Regions from separate parts of the Mus musculus genome. Here all the other regions are linked to region 3. A link is a loop called in an ENCODE intact Hi-C map of the cell type or tissue named here. Cell type or tissue: left cerebral cortex. All regions are shown on one strand. Region 1 holds the start of Faap20 (Fanconi anemia core complex associated protein 20). Region 2 overlaps Morn1 (MORN repeat containing 1). Region 3 overlaps Prkcz (protein kinase C, zeta). Region 4 overlaps Morn1 (MORN repeat containing 1). Region 5 holds the start of Rer1 (retention in endoplasmic reticulum sorting receptor 1).

Region 1 (5,000 bases), 58 kb after region 3:
TTGTGACAACATCCCTGCCATTTAAGCCCCAGAACACCCTGCAGTGGGGCAGGAATAGAAGGGAACGCCTTGAAGTCCATGGGACATGATTTTCCGCCAGTCAGCCTAGTGATCTGGCTGCCACCTCAGGTGAGTCTGGTCAAATACATCCCAGTTCCTTTATAGCGCAACGTGAAAATGAATCACTCCAGACTTGCTAAGACTTGAGCCCACCTTGCTCACACCTACCTCAGAAAAGCAAGGCACTTTGCCAAGCTTTCATACAGCCAATTGAAAAGCACCCAGAGGATGGAGCATCCCTCTTCAATGGCCCTGTCTTCAAGTCTTTTCTTAGACACACCCAAGGACAGCACACACAAAAAGCCATCCTGGAACAAGAGGGGGGCAGGAGCCCTGACAAGATTGGGAATCTAATGGGCTCTTTGAAAACGAATTCCCCAAAAGGGTCCGAGCCCTCAGCTTCTGCCCCTGGGTAAGAAACATGGAGGTGTCCACTTTTCAAACCATACACTCTCCCATAAACAGGACCCCACTTGGAGACAGCCACAACCTGACGCAACCCAGCCCACACTCAGCATCCCCCTGTCTGAGCTTTGTGGGTAGCTGTGGCTGAGGGCTGGGCCTGGGGATCCTCCAAAATCCATAAAGGCTTGATTCTAATAAAAAGGCACATTTTGGAGGTTAGAAAGATGGCTCAGTTGGTAAAGTACCTTCTATGCAAACATTACCAATGTAAAGGTTATACGTATTCACAACCCAAGTACTGGGGGCTGGGAGAAATGGTGGAACCCGAGCCCCTCGGCTAGACACCCGAGCCAAATCAGTGAGCTCTAGGTTCAGTGAGCGATTCTCTCAAAAAAAACAAGGTGGGAAGTGTCAAGAAAAACTTGACCTGGCCTCTGTGCACATGGGTGCCTCTGTGCAAAACCCTCTGAGCATGTAGATATACTACGCAAACAATAAATATGCACATTTTTTTCTGTTTTTGTTTTTTGAGACAGGATCTCTCTACATAGAACTGGCTGTTCTGGAATTCACTATGTAGACCAGGCTGGCCTGGAGCTCAGACATCTGCCCCTCAAGAGCTGGGATTAAAGGCATATAAGCCACCACTCCCAGCTCAGCACAAATAGTTTTTTAAATCATTTGGAGGAGACTGTTGGGCTCTGAACTAGGCGCTGCCTTATGTTCTGACAGCTGCTTAATCAAGCTAACTTTGCGCTTGATTAACCAGGACTAGCAAAAAGGCTCAGCAAATAAAGGTTCCTGCTGCCAAGTCTGAGGGTCTGAGTTCAATCCCTAGGACTCGCATGGTGGAAGCTAAGAACAGATTTCAAGAAGTTGTCTTCTGACCTCCACATGCATATGTGCCATGCACACATATATGTAAATATTTATAATTTAAATTTTAGTTCTATAAACAAAAGGCCAGAGCCACATCCAGGCACTCTCTTAGCCTCCTAAGTCGGTGGACCTTACACCCTGCTAAGTCTTAAGTGATAGGACACTCACTTCGGGTCAAACGCCTTCTGGCACAACGGGCAACTCAGCAACGCAAGTGGACTCTGCACAGGCACACACTCCTGGGCGCTGGGAGTTCGACCAGAATTTAGTGCAGGGCATCCTTTCAGGGATGGAGTAGGTGACCCCAGGGAGCCTTCAGGTTCACAGAACAGGTGGCGGGAGCTTCCAGAGCCACGAAGGGCAGGTGGCAAAGGCGTCCAGGAGAAAGTCTTGGATCCCACAGTGAAGGCCTCAGGAGGCACAGTGGACTCTGGGTCAGGTAGAGACTCCTGAAAAGTAAGTCCCCATAAGGTCACAGCCACCAACACCATGACCTCCCCCAGGGCCTGAGAACTCTCTCCCAGGTCATCCTTCTTTAGTGCTTTTGGACACACCTGGCTGGGAAAAGCAGGCAGCGGTGGTAATGGCTGACGGTTCGGGGTCCAATCCGCGGTCCCGCTCACGGTGCTGCGCAACAGAGCAGCCCAGGGCTCACTCTTACTTCCCTCCGAGAGAAACCAAGGGCGGCAGTTAGGGGGCCTGGGAAGCACAGGAAGAGTCAGCCGGGGCATCCATGGTAGAGATATCGTGAAGAGTTGATTCTACAGTGAGGGGTACCAGGGCTAGGGAGCAGGTCCACAATGGGGTAATGGAGGAGGGAGTCCATAGTAAGAGACCGGGAAGGAACCTCACTTAGAAGGGTAAATGGACTCTTGGGGGAAACGGAGCCTGGGGCTGAGAAAGAAGTGGATAAATGGGCGACGTGAAGAGGGGTGGCGGAGGTGGTGGTGGGGAACAGCAGCGTTGGGGCGGAAGAAGCGACCGCGCCCCGAGAGAGGCGGAGCGCGGCTGGTAGCGAGATGCACGCGTGCGAGGAACCCCGCAGCTAGGCGGGAACATCGAGGCGTCCCCATCGCCTTCCCGGTGTCTCAGCGCCTTCCAAAGCCCCCAGGACCCCACCCTTCCGCTCTGTCCCGCCTCACCCGCCCCCCGCGGGCGGCCTCCGACGGCTCAGCCTCCCCCGCAGTCTCCGCTCCTCCTCCATCCTTCTCCAAACAGCGTCCGGCGGAAGTGAGACTTACAGCCCGGCCCGCCCTCCGACCGGGATCCGCTCCGGCGGCTTCCAGACCCCCCCCACTCTCCGCTCTGCCAAGTGCCAGCTCCCCTTTGTGGCGCTGGAAATCTAAGGCGCCGAGATCCCAACCGTTGGGAACACGAGGCTGCCGCCTTGAGGGAGAGGCGGGACAGGGCGGAGCTGCCCTCCAGTTTGCAGGGGTGCGAGATTGGGCCACTCGAGCCTGTGCAGAGCCTGGGCTCCCTTCCGTCAACACGTGCAGAGAGCTGTCAGGCTTGCCCTGCCGGTGGCACCTCCCAGACAATGCCCTGCCTCAGTTTCCAGTTCTGTAGTCTTTTTCAGGAAGGCCCCATGGATAGGACCAAATTCTCAGGCCCAGTTTTGCCAGCATCTTCTTCTTAAAGGAGGAACTGGGTTTTTCTACCAAAGAGAAGAGCAATCAAACCGCAAAGCCCAGGGGACGAAGGCTCAGAGTGAAAAACCCGGGCTTCCTACCTAACCAATATCCCGTCCTGCAATCCTGCAGCCCATCACTTGGTGGCAGCAAAAGTCCAGGCACTTTGATGTACGCATTGGGATTCGCTAGTAGCTTTCTACTTCACAGCCCCCAGGGGTCAGGGCCGTTCCAAACGCCTGTCCTGCAACCATCTGACTCGCAGACCCTTTTCCTGGGTCTTCCTCCAGTCAGAGCTTTGCACCCCATCCTTAGGTGAGATCACACACACACACACACACACACACACACACACACACACACACACCGTGTGTACTTCCAGGTTCCACATCCTGGAAGTTGTGTCTAGACCAGGGTCTGGGGATGGTTTCTGCACTAAGGTTGTCTTCTGTCTCTGCAGACTTGAAGAGGAAGAGCAAGTTTAATCTCGGAGAGCGCATGTATTTGTGCCGTATGTGTCTGGTGCCCACAGAGATTGGAAAAAGGTCTTGGACCGCCTAGAACTGTGGTTACAGACAGTTGTGAGCTACCATGTGGGTGCTAGGAAATGAACCTGAATCCTTTGCAAGAACACTGGCACAGACCTTTCATCCCAGTACCCAGGAGGCAGAGACAGGAGGATCTCTATGAGTTTGGTTTATGGAGTGAGTTCCAGGAAAGCAGGGCTATGAAGAAAGATCCTGTCTCAAACAAAACAAAACAAAAAGTTGAATTTGGGCTAGGGAGGTGACTCAGTAGGCAAAGTGTCTATGCAAGCATAAGGGCCTGAGGTCAGTTCTCAGAATTGACATGAAACCATGCAGGACAGCGCAAGTCTGGACTCCAGGTGTGCTGTGAGAGGAGAGGCAGAAACAGGAGGTTCCCCTCGCCTGAAGCTTTTGGGACTTGTGGACACAGTGCCTTCACAAGGTGGAAGGCGAGGTTGTCCTCTGACCTCCACCACGGTGTGTGTGCCCACCCTCACAACACACAGGAAGGAATTTTTAAAAAATATTTATGTATGAAAGTAATCTATCGACGGGCGTGGTGGCACACGCCTTTAAATCCCAGCACTCGGGAGGCAGAGGCAGGCGGTTTTCTGAGTTCAAGGCCAGCCTGGTCTACAAAGTGAGTTCCAGGACAGCCAGGGCTATACGGAGAAACCCTGTCTCGAAAAAACAAACCAAACCAAAACAAAACAAAACAAAAAAAACAAAATAACAAAATAACAAAAAAAAAAAGTAATCTATCTGCATGTACACCTGCATGCCAGAAGAGGGCATCAGATCCTAGTATGGATGGTTGTGAGCCACCATGTGGTTGCTGGGAACTGAACTCAGGATCTCTGGGAGAGCAGTCAGTACTCTTAACCACTGAACTATCTCTCCAGACCAGGAAATAATTAATAATAATAATAACAACAACAACATAAAAATTAAAGCCAGATGGTGGTGGTGCATGCCTTTAATCCCAGCACTCAGGAGGCAGAAACATGTGGATCTCTGTGAGTTCGAGGCCAGCCTGGTTTACAGAGCAAGTTCCAGGACAGCCAGGGCTACAAAAAGAAAAACCCTGTCTTGAAAAACAATAACAACAAAATTAAGGTTGAATTTGATGAAAATATTTTACTCTCCTGGAACTATCTGTTGTGGTGATAAGAAAGTTATTGGAAAATACTCTCTGGTTGGGATTAACCCTTGCATTTCAGAAACAACTTTTTTTTTTGAGCCAAGATTCACAACAGTTACAAAAGGATATTTCAGCCCCCCCCCCTTTTTTTGAGACAGGGTTTCTCTGTGTAGCCCCTGGCTGTCCTGGAACTCACTTTGTAGACCAGGCTGGCCTTGAACTCAGAAAACCACCTGCCTCTGCCTCCCGAGTGCTGGGATTAAAGGCGTGTGCCACCACGCCCGGCCTTATTTCAGCCCTTTGGAGGAGACACACAGTGGCACAGAAAGTGGCCCAGTGTAGGAGGCAATAAGGCTGCCT
Region 2 (5,000 bases), 210 kb after region 3:
AAGGAGGGCAGACGAGTGATATGGGAAGCAAGCAGGTAGCCACAGAGCCCGTCTTCATCTGCCTGCTGACATGCAGGGACTCTTCAGACATGCCAGCTCAGGGGGAAGCTGGGAACTGCAGCAGGCGAAGGAACCCATAAGGCTAGCCACCTGTTTCATGTATGCACAGGTGTGCCAGACAGCAGGTTGCCCTCTGGGAAAACCAACATGGGAAATGTTGATTTTCAGGAAAGCAGAGCTTTAGGTGACAGACATGTCCTTGCTGTGGGAGAGGCCTCCACCACATCGACTTGCTCAGTGTACCACTCTAGGTGCCCACCAAAGACACAGATGGAACCATATCACTATGCCCGCCACGCCAGCTGCCTTGGGAGCTGCAGACTCCACCTAGAACATCTGCTCAGGGTCTGGACTGATTTCTTCCTCACAACATGGGAATATTGGCTGAAGGAGAAATCTGATGGGTCAAGATCAGAAAAGCAGAGCTGTCCAGACAAAGGCTGACCATCCTGTAGTCTTCTCAGGATACACAAGACGCTAATGCTGGCGGGTCTAGGGGATGAGGGCTGTTCTGAAGGTGGAGCTTGCTCTATAGAGACACCTGAGGACGGAAGAGCTAGTAGATACCCACCTCATCTGCCCGAGGGTCAAAAGGAAAAGGTGAGACGTTTCCCTGCTAGTGGTTAACAGGCACATACCCCGAGGTGACAGGACAGTACAAGCTGGGAGGGACAGAGCACTGAGAGCCACTGAAGCAATGTCAAGCAGGAACAAAAGCCAGCTCTGTGTGATGACAGCAATGGCAGTGTCCAGAGTTCAGCGATCAGTTGCCCACTCCCAAACAGCTCATATTCCTTAGCATGGTAGCTTTAAACAGAAAATAAGTGTGGGTTGGGGGTGCAGAAATAAAAACCCCTGCTGGTTCCTTCAATCATGCAGCCACTGTGGAAAAATGCGGCAGCTCCACACACACAAAAAAAAATTGAAAATGCAACTACTGCATGGTGTAGCCATTCCACTGCTGGGTCCACAAACCCAAAGGCCTGCACGTGTATGCTCAGAGCACTATCCCCAGAGCCCACTGAAATGCATGAAGAGGGGAAATGGGACTTGTATGCATATGTGCCACTCGGCCATCGGGAGCCTCCTGCACGTGTTTCAGTGAGCATGGACTTGAAGCTGCGACGATCAGCAAGAACAGCCAGCCACTAAGGAACAAGTCTATCCACGGAGTCCCCGGAGGAGCCAGAGTAACTGAGACAAAAGAGGGGTGGGTGCTAGGGCTCTCAGGGATTGGGAAGTCTGGGTCAAACGGGCCAGTCTGTTTGTTTACATAGAAGAGATTGTGGACCGATGGTGGTAATGGCCACACAGTAATTTAAGCATTTAATGCCACCAAACTGGACACTTAAAACAGGACGAGATGGTACACTTCTGGTTTGTGTGTGTGACTGATGGCAACATAAAGAACAGTGGTGCCCGGAGGAAGCAGATTTGATGACTGTTCCCACCCCACAGCCTCCCTTGGCTGATGTCCCCACTCCATGCAGGTAGTGGCCCATGCGTGGGAGAGCTCGGTGCAGATGGTCATTGGCTAAGCAAGCCTCAGGAAACTCTGCCTCCCTTGGCTAATGAGGGCTGAGTGACAGCCCAGGGTTACCTTCTCTCACTTGGGCGGCAAGTGAGACCTCTTGCTGCCTCTGCAGCGCAGGTCAGTAAGAGTTGTGTTAGGCCGGCAGTTGTGGATACCCATGGTGTCTAAGTCCTGATTTCCAGATGGCGTCACCTGTCCTCTTGGACCTGGGTACCTTTTCTGTTCAGTGTCCAAAAGATCCAGGAAGAAAGTTCTTTAGCCTTCCCATGAAAATTAAAAAAAAAAAAAAAAAAAGTGGCTGGTTTGCGGCCTTTCTGTCCGAATGTGCGTCTGTCCTTTGGTCACTCCTTTGTGGCTGCTTCAGCTCATGCTATTGTTTTTCTGGTGCAGTCAGCACGTCTAAGCCAGAGGCCGATTTGTCCCCTCCCCTGGACACTGCTCCTGCTGTCCAGCCACAGGATGCTGGGAACTGGGCTATTGAGAATTGAGCTGAAGGATACACAACCCCCAACCCTACTCCTGAGGAAGGTACCTTTGTGAGTCTTGTGGAGTTCAAGGTTCTGACTTCAGGAGGAGAAGCCACGGCAACCTGAGCAGTTTTAGCCTGTGTGGCAGTCTTGTGTGCACTGCTTAGGCATTCAAGGCCTCCCTGCTGCCTGCCTTAGAGCCAAACTTGGAACAAGGATCCAAGGCTGGGCATGCTGCTGGTGAGCAGGTCTTGACTGCCCCCTGGTGGACATTCTGTAGGCTGGTGCAGATGAAAGTGAGGCACACCACAAATTTCAGGTTGCAGAAAGGAAGGCCTGGGCAGAGCCCCAAACCCCAGCCACGGATGGTTAGTGGCCAGCAGTGAAGAAGCCCTACTGGATGTCTGAGGACATGTGGAACAGAATCACCTCCGGGAACTGGGCAAAACTTTTCATTATTCTTCCTGCCCAAGTGGTGGTGGTGATGTTATCTTTCTGGGCTGTCAACGGCAGCTCATTCATTGATGTGATGGGTTCTGGAGGGACCCACTGGGGCAAGGCCTTTCCCAAATCCCAGGGAAAGAGGGTCAGGTATATGGATCAAGCCTGGGTGTTGAGGCCACAAGCTCTTCTGCCCCTTTCTGGACTGGGAAACCGTGTTTGGGCCTCCGTTTTCCCATTTATAAAATATGGCAAACAGTCCCTTCACAGAAGTGTGGGATAGTTCGTGTGAATCCATGAGCGGAAGGTTTGGAAGTATCTAGTAGGTAGGAGGTGATTGACAGCCCTGGTCTTCTTCCCTGGAAACAAGACCCTTGTGTGCAGGCCAGACAGGAAGTGAGTGACTCCTTTAGGTCCTCATTACCTTGTACTCTCCCATCGCACCTGGAAATTGATCCTGCTTTGGACAGGCTGTCAAGGCAGGACTTCTGAGGATGAGCCCCCAGACGGGGAGGAGCCAGAATGGTGAGTGGTCACAACAGCAGGTACAGATGGTATGCAGACTGTCTCAGGCACAGCTCAGAGGCAGATTCTAGGCCAGCAGGGGGCAGTGTCCACACAGACCCCCAACAGCCCTGACCAGAGCAGTCCTATGGGACAGTTTTTATGTCAACTTGACACAAGAGAGGATCATTGGCAAAGAGCAAATCCTAGCTGAGAAAATACTGCCACAGCGTTAACCTGAAGACAGTGCTGATGGCTGACTGATGTGGGAGGGCCCAGCTCACTGTGGGAAGTATCACCCCTCATCTGGTGGTACTGGGTGCTGTAAGAAAGCTGAACAAAGCCTTGGGGAACAAGCTAGTAAGTAGCGTTCTCTCAAGGCCTTTGATTTAGTTCCTGCTTCCAGGTTCCCATCTCGGGTTCCTGTCCTGACTTCCCCGTGATGGGCCTTTACCAGGCAGTGTAACGTGATAAAAGCCCTCTCCTTCCCAAGCTGCTTTTGGTGATGATGTTTTATCACAGCTATAGGGACCGTACTCAGGCGTGGGCTGAGATCTACCCAAGCATAACTCTTCTGTTCTGCACTCAGGGCTGGGCATCCTGTGTATACAGGTCTGGGCACCCATGCAGTGTTCTCTGTGGCCCTATAGTTCTGTGGGAGTTGTCATACACCACTCCATTTCCATTAAGGAGCCAGGCCCCCTGAACCTTTTTCCCTAGTCAGTGGACAGTGTCAGCAGTCGGCAGAGGGAGCTGAAGGCTCAGGAGAAGTAGGGTTTTGTTCTCTGAGGTCACAGCATCTGGTCAATTTCCTCCAGGAGTCCCCTCCCCCCAGTAGCTCTGTGGCTACCCTTCTTCCCAGTTCTGCATGAACTGGGCTGGGTTCATCCTGCTTCCAGGGGCCAGCTCCTTCCAGTTGTCAATCTGCCATTTGAGAAATCTGGAAAAATATGATCGCATCATCCTGGTTAACTATGATACGACGAGAAAGAAATGGCTGAGGAAGTCTGACTCTCGGGAGTCTAGAGGCCTAAACCTGTCCTTCCTTCCTGCTGGAACCCCCCAGCAGGTCTCACATCACTGTCAAGCAAGCAGCAACACTTGGGGTTCAGGGCCTCACCTGTGACAACTGGAATTGCCAAGAAGCCAATCCCAGGGCCTTAAGCTCTTACTTCCTGGTGGAGTTGGCTTGCCATCAGCCCAGGAGTGGTGGAACCAGGCCCAGCCCTGTCCCAGGACAGCCCCGACTGTAATCTGTTTCTTCTTTCGCCTCTCCTGGTAGCTTGACAGTTTTCCTGGCCAATAGCTTCACATTTCTCACTAAGAGCATTGGTGTAGTCCTTTCTCTTGCCCATGAAATCCACGGTTTCTCTTATCTCCCATTCGGACAAGCACAAGCATTGGGACAGACCTCAGTTTCCCTTGTGGCACAGGGCTCATCAGACTTGAGGACTGAATAAGGAAAGTCAGCCTCTGGGGCGCTCTGGGGGTGTGAGAGGAGTTGAGTGTGAGTCCATTCTCTCCAAGGGCACTGCCAGATGAAGTGTGGGCAAACACCATCAAGGCTCCCAGTCCTCTAACGGCCTCCCGCCTTTCCTCTGTACCTTGTATGTGGAGCCGTCGGCACAGCACAGCACCCCGTGTCCCTGACGCTGGTCTCGAACCCAATCACCTTCGTACTTGTCACCATTCCTGAGGGCACAGCACAGGACCCTCATGAGGCTAAGAACCAGGTGGTAGCAGTGACTCAGACCAACTCCTCTGACCGGGCGCAGCAAGCACACCGGGGCCAAGGCAAAAATAGGCCCTGAACAGATGGTCTGTGAGCTCCTGCCTTGCCAGAGCTGGCTCAGGAGGGCTGTGACAGGCGGGGACATGTATGCATACCTGCGCGCCCCCCCATGGTAGGACCCATTTTCCAGAGCATGCTGGGCCCTGTGCAGGACACGTTTGGCTTCTGCTACTCAAAATGGGAAATGGCAGAGATTGAGGAG
Region 3 (5,000 bases):
ATCTCACTCTGTAAAGTCAAAAAGTCCTAAGTGGGCCCATTGTGAGCTAGAAAGTGTTATATATCTTTAAAACCCTCTTACCTGAAGCCTCAGTTGCCCTGTAAAAGAACAGCTATTGGGCTGGTGAGATGGCTCAGTGGGTAAGAGCACCCGACTGCTCTTCCGAAGGTCAGGAGTTCAAATCCCAGCAACCACATGGTGGCTCACAACCATCCGTAACGAGATCTGACTCCCTCTTCTGGAATGTCTGAGGACAGCTACAGTGTACTTACAATAAATAAATAAATAAATCGTTTAAAAAAAAAAAAAGAACAGCTATTGAGGTTGCTGTGTGTGTGGTGGTGAAGGGAAACTTACTGTCTGTATAGTCTATTTTGGGGGATTTTTTTTCTAGCTCCCCTCCACCTACTGTCTATATAGTTTATTTTGGGGATTTTTCTCTAACTCCCACCACCCGGACATCCAAATCTGCAGGTGCTCAGGTCCCATGTATGAGACACCACAGTATTTTCACATAATCTTTCCATAACCTCCCATGGACTGCACCTATGCGCCCCCACAGCCCCTCCAGCGTGCTCCGTCTCACCTCGCCTAGCTGTGACAATTTTCCCTCTGCCTGAAATACCCTTGTTAGTGATTTTTTTTTTTTCCAAAACCGCAGATTTGCTGACAAGTAGTTATCCGGGCTTTGTTTGTGCAGTGTGCGTTTCCAGTTCAGTTTAGGCTCCCGTTATGCAGCCTTTTCTCACCCAGCTTTGAATCCCTACCTGAGTTTGCTGAGTCAGGTGTGCCAAACATATTTCAACCTACAGTATCTTCAGAGAGAGAGGTCATGAGGCTTTGGAGGTGATGTGGGTAATGTAAGGAGGTTGGCGTCCCTACCAAGAGAGACCTTGAGAGGCTGTGCTCATCTAACACCCCACTATGAAGGACATAGGTGCAGTCATCCCCAAGCCAGGGACAGGCCTCACCTGAACTCAACCCAGCTCCAGGTAGCCTCTGGAGCTATCTGAGGAAGAGTGTCTGTTGTGGAAGAAAGCGGCCTTTGGTGCCCACATGGTAGAGACAGATCTCTACATCCATCTCTTGTCTTAGTTACCTGAGCTGCTGTTCCTGTCTCCAGTCAGATATCCAAGCACTGAGCCCCAGCCCATGTTTTCCATATAGGCCCTAAAGAATCAGGAAGGCCCAGCCTGCCCCCACGGTCACTTTCCTCCAGTGTGGCTTTGGTTTCTCCAGCTTTCCTCACTCACCCTTGGCTGGAGGCTTAGACTGGTAGAAGCCACACGTTTCCCTTCCGTGGTTCTCCACAGCAAGTTACATTCATAGCATGCCTCCAATCGAGCTCTCGATAGTAGCCTCTGTGCCCTGTGTTCTGTCCATTGCTGGCTTCGTCGAGTCCTGCAGATTCTAGCTCCTGAGCTCTAGCCTTGGCCCTCAGATCTAAGGACTTAATCCAGTCCACTGACCGTGGGGGAGGTGGGCAGTGATCCACTTGCTGTGTGCGCGTTTCCTCCATCGACAGGAGCCGTACTTAGCACGAGTCCATGGCAACTGAATTACTTGGAAGTTGATGTCTTCCCATTAAATCAATAAAAAGAAAACTACTGGTCAACCTTCCAGCTGGCCCTCTCAATTTGTATCATAGTGTACTTGAGTCTTTGCATCAACTAGTGCAATGGTTGGCATGTGCTGGACTTTTTCCAGGTCTCCCAGGGCCATTCTTCTTAATGTTTACTGGTCAGGAAAGGATTCTTGGTCTCCTAGGGTTCCTGGGGCTCCTGGGACCCATAGGCAGCCCCTCTTCCACAGCCCTGTCTGTTTCTGGTAGATAAAGGGATAGCATCAAGTTTATGCATCCCCAGAACCTGTGTGGCCACTGTTACATAGCAAGCTGTCAGGTCCCTTAGTCCTCCTCTGCCTGCCTGCCTTCTGATCCTGTTCTCTGTGAGAGGCTCAGGCACGGGCAGAGAGAGAGACTGTGTGAGGTTTGTCCGGGCACCTTCAGAAACCCTGTTAAGGCGTTTCATCCAGCAGAGGGCCCCCGAGATCCAGCCAGAGCATCGCTGTCCACGTGGACAGTTTTCCCTCCGGAAAGAGCTGCCCCTGCCTCACACCAGTGTGAGTCTTTCTCTTTCCTTCCCTGGGAACCACGGAGCAGCTGTTGTGGGATTTATTTCACCGCTCCCCCAGATGGCAGCACAGCTTCCCGTAGGCTTCACTGTAGTACTTCACAGAGCCTGTCTGCCGTGTCTGGCTGCTGGGGAGGATCTGGTATCTTCCTGCCCACCTGAGACCCAGGAACCTCAGTGCCTGGTTTCCATCAGAGGTCACGGGTCCTGTATGTGCTCACCAGGCACCTGAGAAACAAGCTCCAAGCCCCTTGTCCTTTTCCCTGTGACACAAAGTACCTCACAGATTTTCGTGTGTGACACGGCCGTTGAACCCAGGAGTGAGGGTACTGATGACGTTTCGGTGTTGTGATGGATAGATGCAGATGGCACTGATGGGTGGTGGTTGTAGCTGGCCATGAGCAGTAGCCACAAGGTGACCCAGACTTACCCTGCCTCCTTTTGGTCCCACTCAGTGTGTGAGCATCCAAGGTGACCCACCACAGCCTAACCAGCAGTCAGAGTGTGTCTGTCTGTCTGCCTGTCTCTCTCTCCTTGTCTCTCTGTCTCTCTCTGTCTCTCCCTGTCTCTCTGTCTCTGTCTCTCTCTTGTCACTGATATCACTAGAATACATTTCTGTTGCTTAGTATAGGTATTAAATGAACAATCTCAAGGCTGGAGTAGGTGGGACTACCAGGACCTGTGCCCATGGAATAGACAGTAAGCACACACTCCCAGGAAGGGGCCTCTTTCCTGTGTTCTGCCCAAAAAGGAAGTTGAGGCTAGAAGTCTGACTCCCAATAGGAACTGACCAGCCCGGGTTCAGTTTGTTTCTTAGCCTTTTGAATGTTTTCCATAGCACATATCAGTTGTACATAGTAATGGACTTCACTACAACGCTTTCAAACACGTGCATAGTGTATTCTGTGCATGCCGTTCCCCCTGTTTCTGTTTCCCTCTCTTCCTCTGTTTTGGTTTGTTTTAGATGAAGTCTTGCTATGCAGGCCAGGCTGACCTTGGACTGGTGGCAGTCCTCCTGTCTCAGCTAATGAAGTGTCGGGGTCGTGGGTGTGAGCCACCACGCCTGGCTTCACATCTTATCTTCCTCCTCACACCGGTATCTGGGTCCCTTTACTACGGTTGGCCGGCGTGACCTGGGTGAATCCCCACTGAGGCTCATGCATCGCACCAGGGACACTGTCTCATGGCCAGTTTTCCCCCTACCCCACCCCCACCCCCGTCTTCCTCTGAGCAGCAGCAGTGTGTGAGCTTCTCACACATCTCTGATGCACCAAGGATGCCCCCTGCAGACAAGGGGACTGGGGCTTCTCCTCTGTTTGGCTGTCTCTTTGCTGCATGTTTTTCTACATCCTCTGGTGTGTTGTGGTTGCAGAGGGACACACCCAGGGCACAGAACGGGGCAGCTGAAAGGGTGGAAAACCCACGTGGGAACCTTGCCTGCTCCCCTTGCTCACAAACAGCCCGTCTCCCACGCGGCCATAGCTTCCCACGGTTGCAGTTCCCGTACCTCTCTACCCAGGCCTGTTTCTATGATTTCCCTGTTATTCTTCATTTACCTTCGAAAGCATGACATGTGTAAGCCTTACTTTCATCTGGAAGATGGATCAGTGTTGAGAAGCAGGAAGTTTGAGATGGGATGGGAAAGTCCCTAAGGGCAGGAGGTGAGCGCACACTCAGATGGCGTCGTCCTACCCTACCCCGGCCTTCCTACCTTCCACCCTCACTGCTGCCCCACCCCACCCCCCACCCCGACTCCTGGGATGGTGTCTGTGTTACAGACTTAAGGCTGAATGAAACGCCCTGAAGTGTGGCAAAGGAAGAACTGGGACACAATCATGCCATAACTGTACGGCATCTGAAATCCTGGGATAAGCGTGTGTGTGTGTGTGTGTGTGTGTGTGTGTGTGTTTGTGTTGGAGAAAGAGAAACAGAATCCTGGCAAAACCATCGTGACCCTAAGCCTTAGAAGTGCCAGTGTCCATTCTAACCTGGGGAACCCCTGACCCCAGGACATTTGGCTGTCTCTTTCCTGCATGTTTTTCTACATCCTCTTTTGTGTTGTCCTATGCTCCGTGGACCCTCTTTGGTCCTCAGGAACCTAACCGGATTGTTGCCTTTGCTAGCCACTGGCCTGGGAATGCCACCAAGGGTACTGGGCTCTCCAGGAGACTTCATTGCTAGCACATGGGCCACCCTTTGGCACATTACACAGTACGTTATACATCCCACGAATCAGGAACCCTCCAGCTTTATTCTGATCTGCGGCTGGAGTTCAGCCCACCTCATCCTCGAGCAAGCCTAGAAGAGGCGGGTTTGTGCACAGTCAGTTGATCAGAGCTTTTTAAAAAATGTGGGTTTTTTTTTTTCCCACCTTGTCAGTGCTTAAGATGCTAGGTTACCATGGAAACAGAGCTCGTTAAGATTCCTGTGACCAGCCTAATTATAGAATTCAAAGACAAGCATAGCTCCTGGAGGTTGTCAGAGTTAAGGCTGCAAGAAAAGAAGGGTAGCCCACACACTCTTCAGGACTTGCTGTTCACCATGTGCCAGCCAGCACCCAGGGGGATAGTGGCTGCGTCCCCAATGGGCATGTGACACTAACAGCTTTCACCCAGAGTTCAGGTTTCTTCCCCAGCCAAAGCTCTGCTTTGGCACATTCATGCCAGACTTGCCGGATCACCATGGATAGCTCCTATACTGTCCAGTGTATTCCACAGCCCAGCAGGCTCTGTCCCCACCCTCCAGCCCTTCCTTACAGCCTGGGTTTACTGCAATGTCCGCTGGAGGGTGGAGTAGATTGGGATACCCAGGTAGTAGGTACATCCCTCCCTCTGTCTTCAGTAAGCTAGATTCACTCATACACTTCTG
Region 4 (5,000 bases), 190 kb after region 3:
TTATGTGAGGTTCCTGATCACATTTCATCTGCAGGCAGCTCGCTCTGCTCAGAAGCGGCAGCTGTCTGGGGCAGCCGGTTGGTTAGCAAGAGCAGAAAAGCAGGCAGCAAAGCCAGCCCAGATACAAGTTTGGGTGTCCACTAAGCCCTCCTGAAACTTTGCCTCATGCTAAGTGGCTTGTAGCCTGGAGTATGAGACCCTTACGACCCTGGGCTGACTGGATACTCACAGTCCTGGAGCGAGCAGAGACTGACTGGAGAGCCCTGGGTCAAGGCCACAGATGAACAGCGCTCTGATCACGGGATTAGGAATGGCTAGGGTTCCCACTCTGTCCAACCTCATGCCAGCACTCAAAGAGAGCAGAGAGGCTAGGTGACAAGGGGTGCTGGCTATGGGGAGTAGCAGGCAAGAAGGGGCCACGAGGTCAGTATTGCAGCTGTTCTCCTTGACTTGGCTTCTCTCTCACTTCCTTCCTCTCTGTTCCTGAAGCTGGGTTAACACAGCATATACCTTAGGAGGCTGAGGCAGGGGAATCTCTTATGAGTTTAAGGCCAGCCTGGTCTACACGATTGAGTTCAGGACAGCCAGGACTTCACAGACCCTGTTTTGTTTTATTTTGTTTTTGTTTTTTGAGACAGGGTTTCTCTGTATAGCTCTGCCTGTCCTGGAACTTGCTCCGCGTAGACCAGGGTGGCTTCATACTCATAGACCCCCCCTCCCCCCACCGCCTCTTCCTCTTGAATGTTGGGATTAAAGGCATGCTCCACCACCACCTGCCTCATAGATCCTATCTAAAAAATTAAAAATGAAATGCAATAAAACTGGCCTCAAGGCTGATCAGGATGCAGGCAACCTTGCTACTTGTCTGGTGGGAGGGCTTTAGAATGGCCTAGAATCATAGGAGACTGCGATCTCAGCCCTGCGGGTCTCCTGAGACAGCAGGCATGAGACTGTAAGGCCTGGGGCAGTAGGGAGCTACTGTTCCCATGGAGACAGACCCTGGTCTGGAGATCTCTGCTTGTCCCTGCTGCCTCTACCAAGGTCCTCCATGGAGCAGACCATACTTACTTTCTCAGCCCCGCCCAGCCCCGGAATGGTTTCTGCATTGGCACAGTCAGCAGAAGATGACAGCAGAGTCAGCAGGGCCACCCGTGCAGTGACCGTACATGTGACTATCTACCATTCAAGATGCAATGCTTCCAGTGCAGATGGGGCCATCTGAGAGGGCCACTGCCCCAGGCCACTCACTGCCTTGACTTGCTGCCCCAGAAGACCTGTACCACGGTAGAGCATGCCACCACCTCCTTTCTGGCAGTGGTGGGGAGGCCTCCTGGTTCTGAGAGCTAGGGGGACTCAGATGTCCAGCTCAAAACAGAACAGTGGAGCCAAAGGTAGATGGGAAGAACCAGGCTTCTTTAAGGCTGCCCAGCTGCCCACGGTCCTACTGTGGACCATGGCTACAGAGGCCAGTGAGCTTCCTCATGCTTGGGCGGATGGGCACAAAAGGGCTGCAAAGGTGCTGCTCAAACCTGCCCAGCAACTGCAGGCTCTGTTAGGAAACTGCAGGCAGGAGGGGAGGAAACTGCAGGCTGTTAGGAAACTGCAGGTAGGAGGGGAGGAAGGTCTTTTCTTTCTTTACTCATAAAAGCTATTGGGGAGCGAGGGGTGTGGCTCAGTGGTATTTGTGTGCTGGTATTTGCAAGGCTCTGGCTTCCATCCCTAGTACAGCAAAAGTCCATCAAGATAAAGCGTCTCAGTTCTACAGACAGCTGTAGACACAGCCGATATCAGGGCCTGCAATTACCCTAAGGTTTCCCAACCTTCCACTGCAACTCACAGAGCACCTGTCCATGACAGGAGCTCAAGGCCAGAGACCGTGGCCTCTTCCTGACTGCTGTGACCCTGGGACTTATGAAAGTTCCAGGCTACGCCCTCTGGGGAAAGTCTGTCTGTCACAGGTCCTATTATAGTTAGAGGCAGACTGTGAGTTTTTGGCAAAAGTGGCCTCAGGTCTGCTCCCATTCTTGAGTGGAACGGATGTTCTGTGAAATTACTAAGGGTCCACTCTGGGGTTTGGTGACAGTGACAGCTTCCAAGCTCTACTGGGCTCCACTATTTCTTTCCCTTGGACTCTGCAGGGTTTTATGGGGCTCCAAGGCCACATAAAATGCCACATGCCATTAGCCTTCCATGATATCCCAGATATGCTTCTTCTAGATTCAGGCACACTACTCAGTGGCCTCTAATTCGGGGTCGTTCTTCATTTTAACGCCCAGTTGTCTCAGGCTGGCCTGCAGTGCCTGCCCCATGTGGCTGGAGCGCCCACCTCTGGCAGACACTCTTACTGGTTCACCTCCCATCCAGCTCTGCCGGGCCTCACCTCTAGACAGGTTCTCATGAAGCCAGTGTGAGAGCCTCCAGCACCGGGTGCTGGGCCTGCTCTCTGCTCTTGCGGTGGGGGCTGCTCACAGGCCCAGCTGTTTGTACACAGGTACACAGGTCCACATCCAGTCTACATTTGCCTATAATTCAGGTGCTGTACTCAAACGCCCTTTGGCTTCTGAGGGTCTCATTTTCCATATCTGACCCCTTGCCTCAGGGCTCTCAAGGCAGGGACTCTCTGGATCTACTCTAGCCATGCAGTGAGCCTTCTTTATGCCACTTAGGCTCTCTCTTCCGTGCTCACAGGGGCCCCAGATCCCAGATATGTCCTCATTATGAAGACTTAAAAATTTTAGGATTGGGGGCTAGAGAGATGGCTCAGCCGTTAAGAGTACTGACTGCTCTTCCAAAGGTCCTGAGTTCAAATCCCAGCAACCACATGGTGGCTCACAACCATCCGTAATGAGGTCTGACTCCCTCTTCTGGAGTGTCTGAAGACAGCTATAGTGTACTCAAATGTATTAAATAAATAAATTGTTTATTATAAAAAAAAAAAAAAATTTTAGGATTGATTGGCTTAGGACAGAGAGGGAACCTCTGGGGCAGGTGAGATAGCTCAGCAGGTAGAGGCCTGCTGCTAAGCCTGAGTTTGATCCCCTGGAACCATAGAGTGGAAGGAAAGAACCAACGCTGGATAGCTGGGCTCTGACTTCCACATCTATGCCACAGCATGAACACGTCTTCTTCCCATAAATAAAGACAAAAATAGAATTAAACCCCTTTTTATATGTGAAAAGAGAGAACCTGTGAGAACTAAGAAGCCCTAGGAGAGGGAGACAGTGATAGAGATTTAACTTTACTCAAGAGAAAAACAGAACGAAGTCACGCTGAAGGGGCAGCTGAGTCTTGGGGGTGGGGGAGAGCAGAGGTGTCCTCCCCCTCCACCCTGCCTGCATGTCAAACAGCAGGCTGAAGTTACTCAGGGTTAACAAGAGGGGACCCTGCACACAAGCCCTCTGTGTGTCTGCATAGACTGGCATCTGAGCAAACTTCCACTTCCATCGCTGCCTTGGTATGGGAAACAATACATATTTTTATATTATATTTTTCCGGGACTTTCCCTCTATATAATAATTTGTTACAAAAGAATTTATAGTACAAACTTCACTTTAGAAATATGGCTCTCTTGGGCTATTCTGCGGTAATTAACCACAGACAATTAATATTAAAATGCAGTGTCACCCTGCGAGGCGATGAAAATTTCCAGAAATTCTCTGCTAGACATTACGCCACTTTATTGGCAAGACTGAATTAGTGACAAAAGGGCACCTTGGTTTTTAAAATTGCCATACAGTAACAGTTGATTCTTCACAGATCAAATTCAATGAATACTCAAAATCATTTATCCAACACATGAAAAAGAGAGACCATTCAGACCAATTGGAAACATGCAGCAGGATGGTTTTGTGCATGAGTGACAGAGAGAGATGTGGGGCAGAGAGAGAGAGAGAGAGAGAGAGAGAGAGGAGAGAAATCTGACCTCTTACTGCAATGGCTCTTCTAAGTTCCCAAAGCTAATTTGCAAGGGATTGTCTGAGCCACAGGGCCCAGAGCCCACCTCTCCATCCTGCAATCAGCAGCCTGCACCCACCGTGTCCACCCGCAATCATCCGCACCTGCCGCATGAGTCAATGGGCCCAAATTGCGGGGCGCGGCAGACGCCCCACCGAGAACAAGGAACACAAAGGGCTCTGCGCTTCAAGCTGTGGGTGGGAATTACAAAAGGTTAAGAGACTAAATATAAAAAGCCCTTTGAATATAAAATCAATGTGCTTTGTTGCTAAAATCTGGGTGCTGTAATTTATCCAAAATAGGACTTGCAATATCTGGCAATAATCCACGCCTAGGAATTGTCGGTTCTGCTCATCGAAATGCAAATAGTCTACTGGAAACTTAAAAACAATTGAAACAACTGAAATATTTCATACCAACAGAATAATGAAATACCATATTTTGCAATTACCTATTACTGACTTTAGGGCTCCCGACGCAGAGCGTATTGTCTCTCTTCGTTTTATTGTTTGTGAAAGTGGAAACGTGAGTTTTTAGAGGGTTTGTTTCCTGAATTGTCTGGAATCCCAGACCAAGGAAACCTGAGACCCTGAGTCCCAGTTGGAGGCACAGTGGGCCAAGGCCAGGGATGCCTCAGAGTAGTGGCCTCAATGACCTGGTAGCTGGCACATGCTTAGAAAACCTTAAGAAGTCTACCTACAGGTGGGGATAAAATGGCTGTCTGACTCCAGTCTCCGTGGGCAGCAAGCTCTCTGGGGAATCAGTAGCCGCCACCCAGGGACAACGCCTCCTGAAGCCCCTCCTGCCAGCTGTGTCTAGTTCCCTCTCACCAGGCCACTGTGTCACATGTAAGCCTGTTATCTTTTAGTCCAGAGGAACTGAGGGGAGGTTGGGGGCACCACTTGTCTGTAGAGGGGCAGGGCTGTTCCTACCTTGGGAGATGGGACTCCCTCTACCAATGGCTGCTGGCCTCAGGCTTTGGGAACACATTGAAACACTGTAATTGCTTTAAAGTGTGTGCTGCCTCCCGCTCTGCTGTAGTTTCA
Region 5 (5,000 bases), 220 kb after region 3:
TGAAAAAATGAGAAACATCGTTGTGATAAAAACACCAAGCAAAAGCTGAAAGATGCTAAGAATACAGCCTGCCAGTGAGGCACTTGCCTCATTCGTACAGGCTCTGGGGTCACAAGAAAACAACAACAACAAATTATTAAGACAATATTGGTAAAGGCTGGGTGCAGTGGTGCATTTTGGAGGCCAAAGCAAAAGGATTACAGGTTCAAGGCCAGCCTGGGCTATATATCTAGCAAGACGGTGTCTCAAAAACCTAAACCAAAACAACAAAAAGATACATAAAAGAAAATGAGAAAGATTCTGATAGCCAGCAGATACGATGAACCTTCTTGTTTATGGAGCAGGTAGAGTCTAGACAACGGAAAGTCTAGACTCAGTACTTCTTTGGTGCGTGTGTCTCTGTGTGTGTGTGTCTATGCAAGGACCATTCCAGGGCATGCTCATTTTGTACTTTTTCCCTCTATTGCCAAGGTTTCCTAAAAATCTGGTTCTTTCTTTCTTTCTTTCTTTCTTTCTTTCTTTCTTTCTTTCTTTCTACTTTTTGGCTTTCTGAGACAAGGTTTCTCTATGTAGCTCTGGCTGTCTTGAAACTCACTCTGTATTAAGACTGGCCCTGGGCTGGTGAGATGGCTCAGTGGGTAAGAGCACCCAACTGCTCTTCCAAAGGTCCGGAGTTCAAATCCCAGCAACCACATGGTGGCTCACAACCATCTGTAACGAGATCTGACACCGTCTTCTGGTGTGTCTGAAGACAGCTACAGTGTACTTATATATAATAAATAAATAAATCTTAAAAAAAAAAAAAAAAAGACTGGCCCTGAACTGAAGAGATCCCCCTGCCTCTGCCTCCGGAGTTGATTTCTTTCTTATTAGAAACAAAGCCTGATACCTCGCTTCCATTAACTCTAGCTTGGGAAAACACAGCAGAGCCTCCATGTTGTAAGAGAGGCAACAGGAGGCAGCCTATTAAGAACACAGCTGCCTTTCCCCAGGAATCAACAGATTCAATAATGTCTCACAGCAAAACCTCCACATCGCCTGGCCTTTGTCTGGTGGTATATTCTATAAACTGGAATGCTCACAGACACGAGAGAACAGGGTTCTTTCGTGCCCATGTTTACCTTTTTTTTTTTTTTTTTTTTTTTTGAATACAGAGACACTAAGGCTGATGATTAGAGGCCTGGATGTCCAATAACAAGCATGCAGGACGCCATGATGGTGTTTGTGTGTGACACTCTGGGTCTACTGCCCCACTCTTTCCCTCCCACCAATAGTTCCACCACCCACCAGCATGTGATGACCTCCAAGCCTACAAGAATTGGTCTTACATTGGTTCCACCATGACTGGGTCCAAGTGGTAGTCCCAGTGTGCAGGCGCAGTACCAGGCTATGCTTGGTACAAGACTGACTGCCTCCCACACCTTTTCTCAGGAATCTGGCTCTGGAATGAGCTCTGCAATGATCACAGGCTTCTTACCGTGTTTCTTGCCTCCCTTCCATTCTCCTTCATAGCGGAAGAAAGAATTTGGGTATACATATACGCCATAGCCTGTGTTCGGAAAAGAAGATGAACATAGCAATGGTTTGCCATCAACAGACACAGAGATGGGGCAGCTCAGGGTCTGGAGTAGTCTGCAGGTCATTTCTCATCAGTCTCTTGAACATGACAGGATGGTTAATTGCTCAAGATGGGTGCTCCCTCTCCCTTGCTTGGGTTTTGTTACATGGATAGTACTGAGGGAAAGGCAGGCCTGGCCAGAGGAGGGCTAAGACAAAAGCTGATTGTAGGCTCTTTAAGAGGAGGCGGTGAGGGCACGGAAGCAGTCAACAAGCTCCGTGAGGATACAGCAAAGAGCCCACCCTGCCAGGACCGTCACTATCCTCCTGTCCCCACGGGACAAAAATCCACACTCACTCCTAATTACTCCTGGCTGCCTCATCTTTTATCACGCAGCCAGCTCTGAGACATCACACCCAACACCCATCTCTCAGTTCCTGAGATGGATAAGCAACCCCACTGCTTTCTTGCCAGCAAGTCGCAGCCTGGGACGGGAAGACAGTGGCACTAGCATGGACTCTGACCTCATATCGATCCTGTTTCTCCGGTTTTAGAACAACTTTTCATCAGACTGCATTGGGCGAACCTCGTGTGCTCACCCAGCCAGCCTGACCTCAGCTCTACCTGCCCCCCCTGACGCAGGGTCGGCTGGCCGTGAGCCTGCAGCCTGGACCACGCCTGTGGAGCACGCGAACGCGACGGAGCTCCAGCGGGGAGACGCAGCCCGTACCGTTTCGCGGCGGCAGTCTCGGCGAGTGCCGACGCGGCTGGAGCGAAGCCTGGTAGGGATCGCCAGCTGCCTCCATCTTGCCGCCAAAGTTTCCCTAGCAACCATAAAGCTGCCTTCCATTGGCCTCCGGTTGCCATGGGGCGTGGCCAGGAGACCATAACATCCGAAGCAGCGGCGCCGGATCCGGAGCCTGAGGACGTCAATGCGCCTGTGCACCACGGCACGTTTCCGCCAACCCCGTCCTTCCGCCGGGAAGCGCTCCCGCCAACGGCCTCTGCGTCCATACCGGAAGCGGAAATGGTTGGAGCTTGGGCCCCGCCCCGCGGCCATCTTGGCGGCTGGAGGCGCCGCGGGACGGAACGGAAGTGCCTGTGCAGCTTCCCGGATCCGGAGCCGAGCTCTGGCGGCCGCCCTGCCCGCCATCCTCCTTCCGCAGCCGTGAGGGAGACCGCGGCTCGGCTGCACCGGAGCTGCGAGGTGCTGGGGGTGGGCTGGTGGCGCGGACCTGGTCGGGCGGCACACCACCGCCTTCCTCTGGGCTGTCAAGGCCACGGGCGAGCCGGCGGGCGGCGGGCGGGCGGGGCCGGGCAGCGCCTTTGAGCCTGGCGAGGGGTTGCCAGGGGCGGGCCGATCTCCGAGAGGGGTGCGCGAGGGGACTGCTGAGCGCTGCCCGCCGCGGCTCGCGCGCCGCCCCGACCCCCCGGCCCCAGGTCGTGGAGGAAGGTGGCCTGTTGTTGCCTGCACAGATCCAGGCGGCATGTGTTAGGTGTCCTCTTGCTACCCCACTACCGTGTTCAGTTTCGGGGCACACGTGTAGGAATTAAGCCCGAGCGCGAAGACAGTTACTGAATGGATCGAAGGGGTGCTGGTTAAATGGGTCTAGATTATATGGTGACATTAAGGCAGTAAAATGTCCAGCCCTCCAGGCTGTACTTCCAGCGTGGAGCAGATAAGGCTACATTGTCTCCCTTAGCAGGGTATCAGTGCAAGAGGGCTTCATACTTCCACATTGAGAACCCCCAGTGGCTTTTCTTTCTTAGTTCTTAATAACAGATACTATCCAGGAGGTGGTGGTGCACGCCTTTATGTGAGGCAGAGGCTGTGAGTTTGAGGCTAGCCTGGTCTACATGGAGCAACCCTGTTGGGGGCGGGGGGAAGACTTAGAGACTAGTTATACGTCTTGGAACTGCCTGTTTTTTTGATGTGAGTTTTTTTTTTTTTTTTAACCCTCATTAAGGTGCTCAGAAGAGCATCAGTAAACCCATACTCAGCCCCTTAGATCCAGGTTGTGTGTTGGGGAACTGGTTGCGGTGGAGGTAGAACATAGAGAAAGGGCTGGGGATGATCCAAGATGATCATTTCCCACCCCACCCCCAAAGGTGAGAGGGGCCCAGAGAGGGAAGGACTCAGAGGGGCAGGGTCTGGAAGGGTTGACAGGGAACAACTCTTGAGGCATGCAGGTGCAAGAGGCAGCGACCCCCAGATGCTGTGCAGAGCGCTTTCTTCTCTGTGGTGTATTACTAATTTAGGAGTGATGGATTGCAGAAACTAGACAAATGATGGGCTCCAGAACACGGGGGTAATGTTCTGTGTGTGGTACTTGTCCCCCTTAGAACAGTTTTTGTCTTGTTTTTTTTTTTTTTGTGACAGAGCATAGAGCAATTTCAGTAGATATGTGACAAGCACTGTAGGTCGTGAGGCCCATCCTAAAACAAATCAAGGTCCCTCAGGGAGGAGCGTGCATTCCGGTGAGAGGAGATTGAGAGATTACTAGAAAGGGATTGGAAAACAGTTGTTACAGAAAATGCAAACAGTGACGTGACATGGAAACGTGGAAACGGTGGTCATTGTGGACAGCATGGAGGGCCTCTCTGACCTTTAGTCTGAATGGAGAGAAGAGGATTGCAGCTAGAACAGCTGGTATGAGGGCTGCCCTAACCCAGGAACAAGTCTGAAACATTGAGGGCTGGCACTTGGTTCACCACAGGCTGCCGGTAGATCCTCATGAGAACCCTTTGAGGAAGGCACTGAGGTGCTCGCCCCGTTTTCCAGGTCCGAACCCCAGGCATTCCTCAGTGGCTGTCCCAGATCACACTGCTAGGAAGTGCAGTGCTGGGATTTGAAGCCGGCAGTGGGACTCCAAAGTTCACATTCTTAATCTCTATGCTGCCTCTCTCGGGTTGTTATTGGCAGTGAGTTTAATCAAGATGTAGAGCAATGTTTGTCTGATAATCAAAACTTGACTAATGTGTTCTAGGTAGGCTTTCTACGCATCATCTGAAACAGAGTTTTAAGATCAGCTTAGAGTACAGACTTTAAAGGAGCAGCTCCATCGTTTTTTCTTTAAAATGGCCTCACTGTGTAGATGGGTTGGTCTGTAACTCACTATATAGACCAGGCTGACTTCAACTCACCTGCCTCTGCCTCCTGAACTGGGACTAAAGGTGTGTGCCACCAGGCCTAGTATTTTCCTTTTAATACTACTCTTGTCTCAATTTAAGCAAAAGTTTTTTTGTTTGTTTGTTTGTTTTTTTGGGGGGGGTTCCGAGACAGGGTTTGTCTGTATAGCCCTGGCTATCCTGGAACTCACTTTGTAGACCAGGCTGGCCTCACTCAGAAATCCGCCTGCCTCTGCTTCCCATGTGCTAGGATTAAAGGCGTGCGCCACCACGCCTGGCACAAAAGTGTTTTAAAAATCCCTGTAAAATAATG

Evidence for each region. Peaks named below come from ENCODE experiments on the same cell type or tissue, not always from the same donor. Only the 100,000 strongest peaks of a DNase experiment are listed, where the experiment ranks them.
Region 1: it touches region 3 in a loop (4-fold over the local background); 17 of 42 quality-filtered maps call a loop at or near these places.
Region 2: a loop joins it to region 3, with 7 times the contacts of the local background. A loop is called at or near these places in 18 of 42 quality-filtered maps.
Region 4: a loop joins it to region 3, with 2.9 times the contacts of the local background. A loop is called at or near these places in 2 of 42 quality-filtered maps.
Region 5: it touches region 3 in a loop (4-fold over the local background); 18 of 42 quality-filtered maps call a loop at or near these places.

The regions. Positions count from the first base shown.
Region 1 is chr4:155,247,549-155,252,548 of GRCm38, reverse strand. Faap20 (Fanconi anemia core complex associated protein 20) reads right to left here and starts at 2,583. Exons shown (of 4, transcript NM_001190445.1): 1 at 2,487-2,583; 2 at 1,899-2,043; 3 at 1,513-1,793. The coding sequence starts at 2,548. In left cerebral cortex, CTCF peaks have their summits at 3,104 and 4,273 (motif pointing right); DNase peaks (open chromatin) are centred at 94, 1,997, 2,582 and 3,109; H3K4me3 peaks cover 1,670 bases; H3K27ac peaks cover 1,786 bases.
Region 2 is chr4:155,092,760-155,097,759 of GRCm38, reverse strand. Morn1 (MORN repeat containing 1) reads right to left here. Exons shown (of 14, transcript NM_001081100.1): 6 at 4,611-4,698. Among named protein-coding and RNA genes, the nearest start is that of Morn1, 8.7 kb to the right of the region's middle. In left cerebral cortex, CTCF peaks have their summits at 2,341 (motif pointing left) and 3,107 (motif pointing right); DNase peaks (open chromatin) are centred at 2,306 and 3,110; H3K27ac peaks cover 250 bases.
Region 3 is chr4:155,305,345-155,310,344 of GRCm38, reverse strand. The region is part of intron 4 of Prkcz (protein kinase C, zeta); the gene reads left to right. Among named protein-coding and RNA genes, the nearest start is that of Prkcz, 54 kb to the left of the region's middle. In left cerebral cortex, CTCF peaks have their summits at 98, 303 and 2,040 (motif pointing right); DNase peaks (open chromatin) are centred at 646, 2,112, 3,618 and 4,524; H3K4me3 peaks cover 583 bases; H3K27ac peaks cover 4,310 bases.
Region 4 is chr4:155,117,535-155,122,534 of GRCm38, reverse strand. All of the region lies in intron 10 of Morn1 (MORN repeat containing 1), which reads right to left. Among named protein-coding and RNA genes, the nearest start is that of Morn1, 33 kb to the right of the region's middle. In left cerebral cortex, a CTCF peak has its summit at 2,330; no DNase peak of the experiment used is centred here; H3K27ac peaks cover 276 bases.
Region 5 is chr4:155,083,970-155,088,969 of GRCm38, reverse strand. It overlaps Rer1 (retention in endoplasmic reticulum sorting receptor 1), which reads left to right and starts at 2,617. Exons shown (of 7, transcript NM_026395.2): 1 at 2,617-2,765. Morn1 (MORN repeat containing 1) reads right to left here and starts at 2,393. Exons shown (of 14, transcript NM_001081100.1): 1 at 2,289-2,393; 2 at 1,478-1,549. The coding sequence starts at 2,364. In left cerebral cortex, no CTCF peak of the experiment used is centred here; a DNase peak (open chromatin) is centred at 2,475; H3K4me3 peaks cover 2,213 bases; H3K27ac peaks cover 1,068 bases.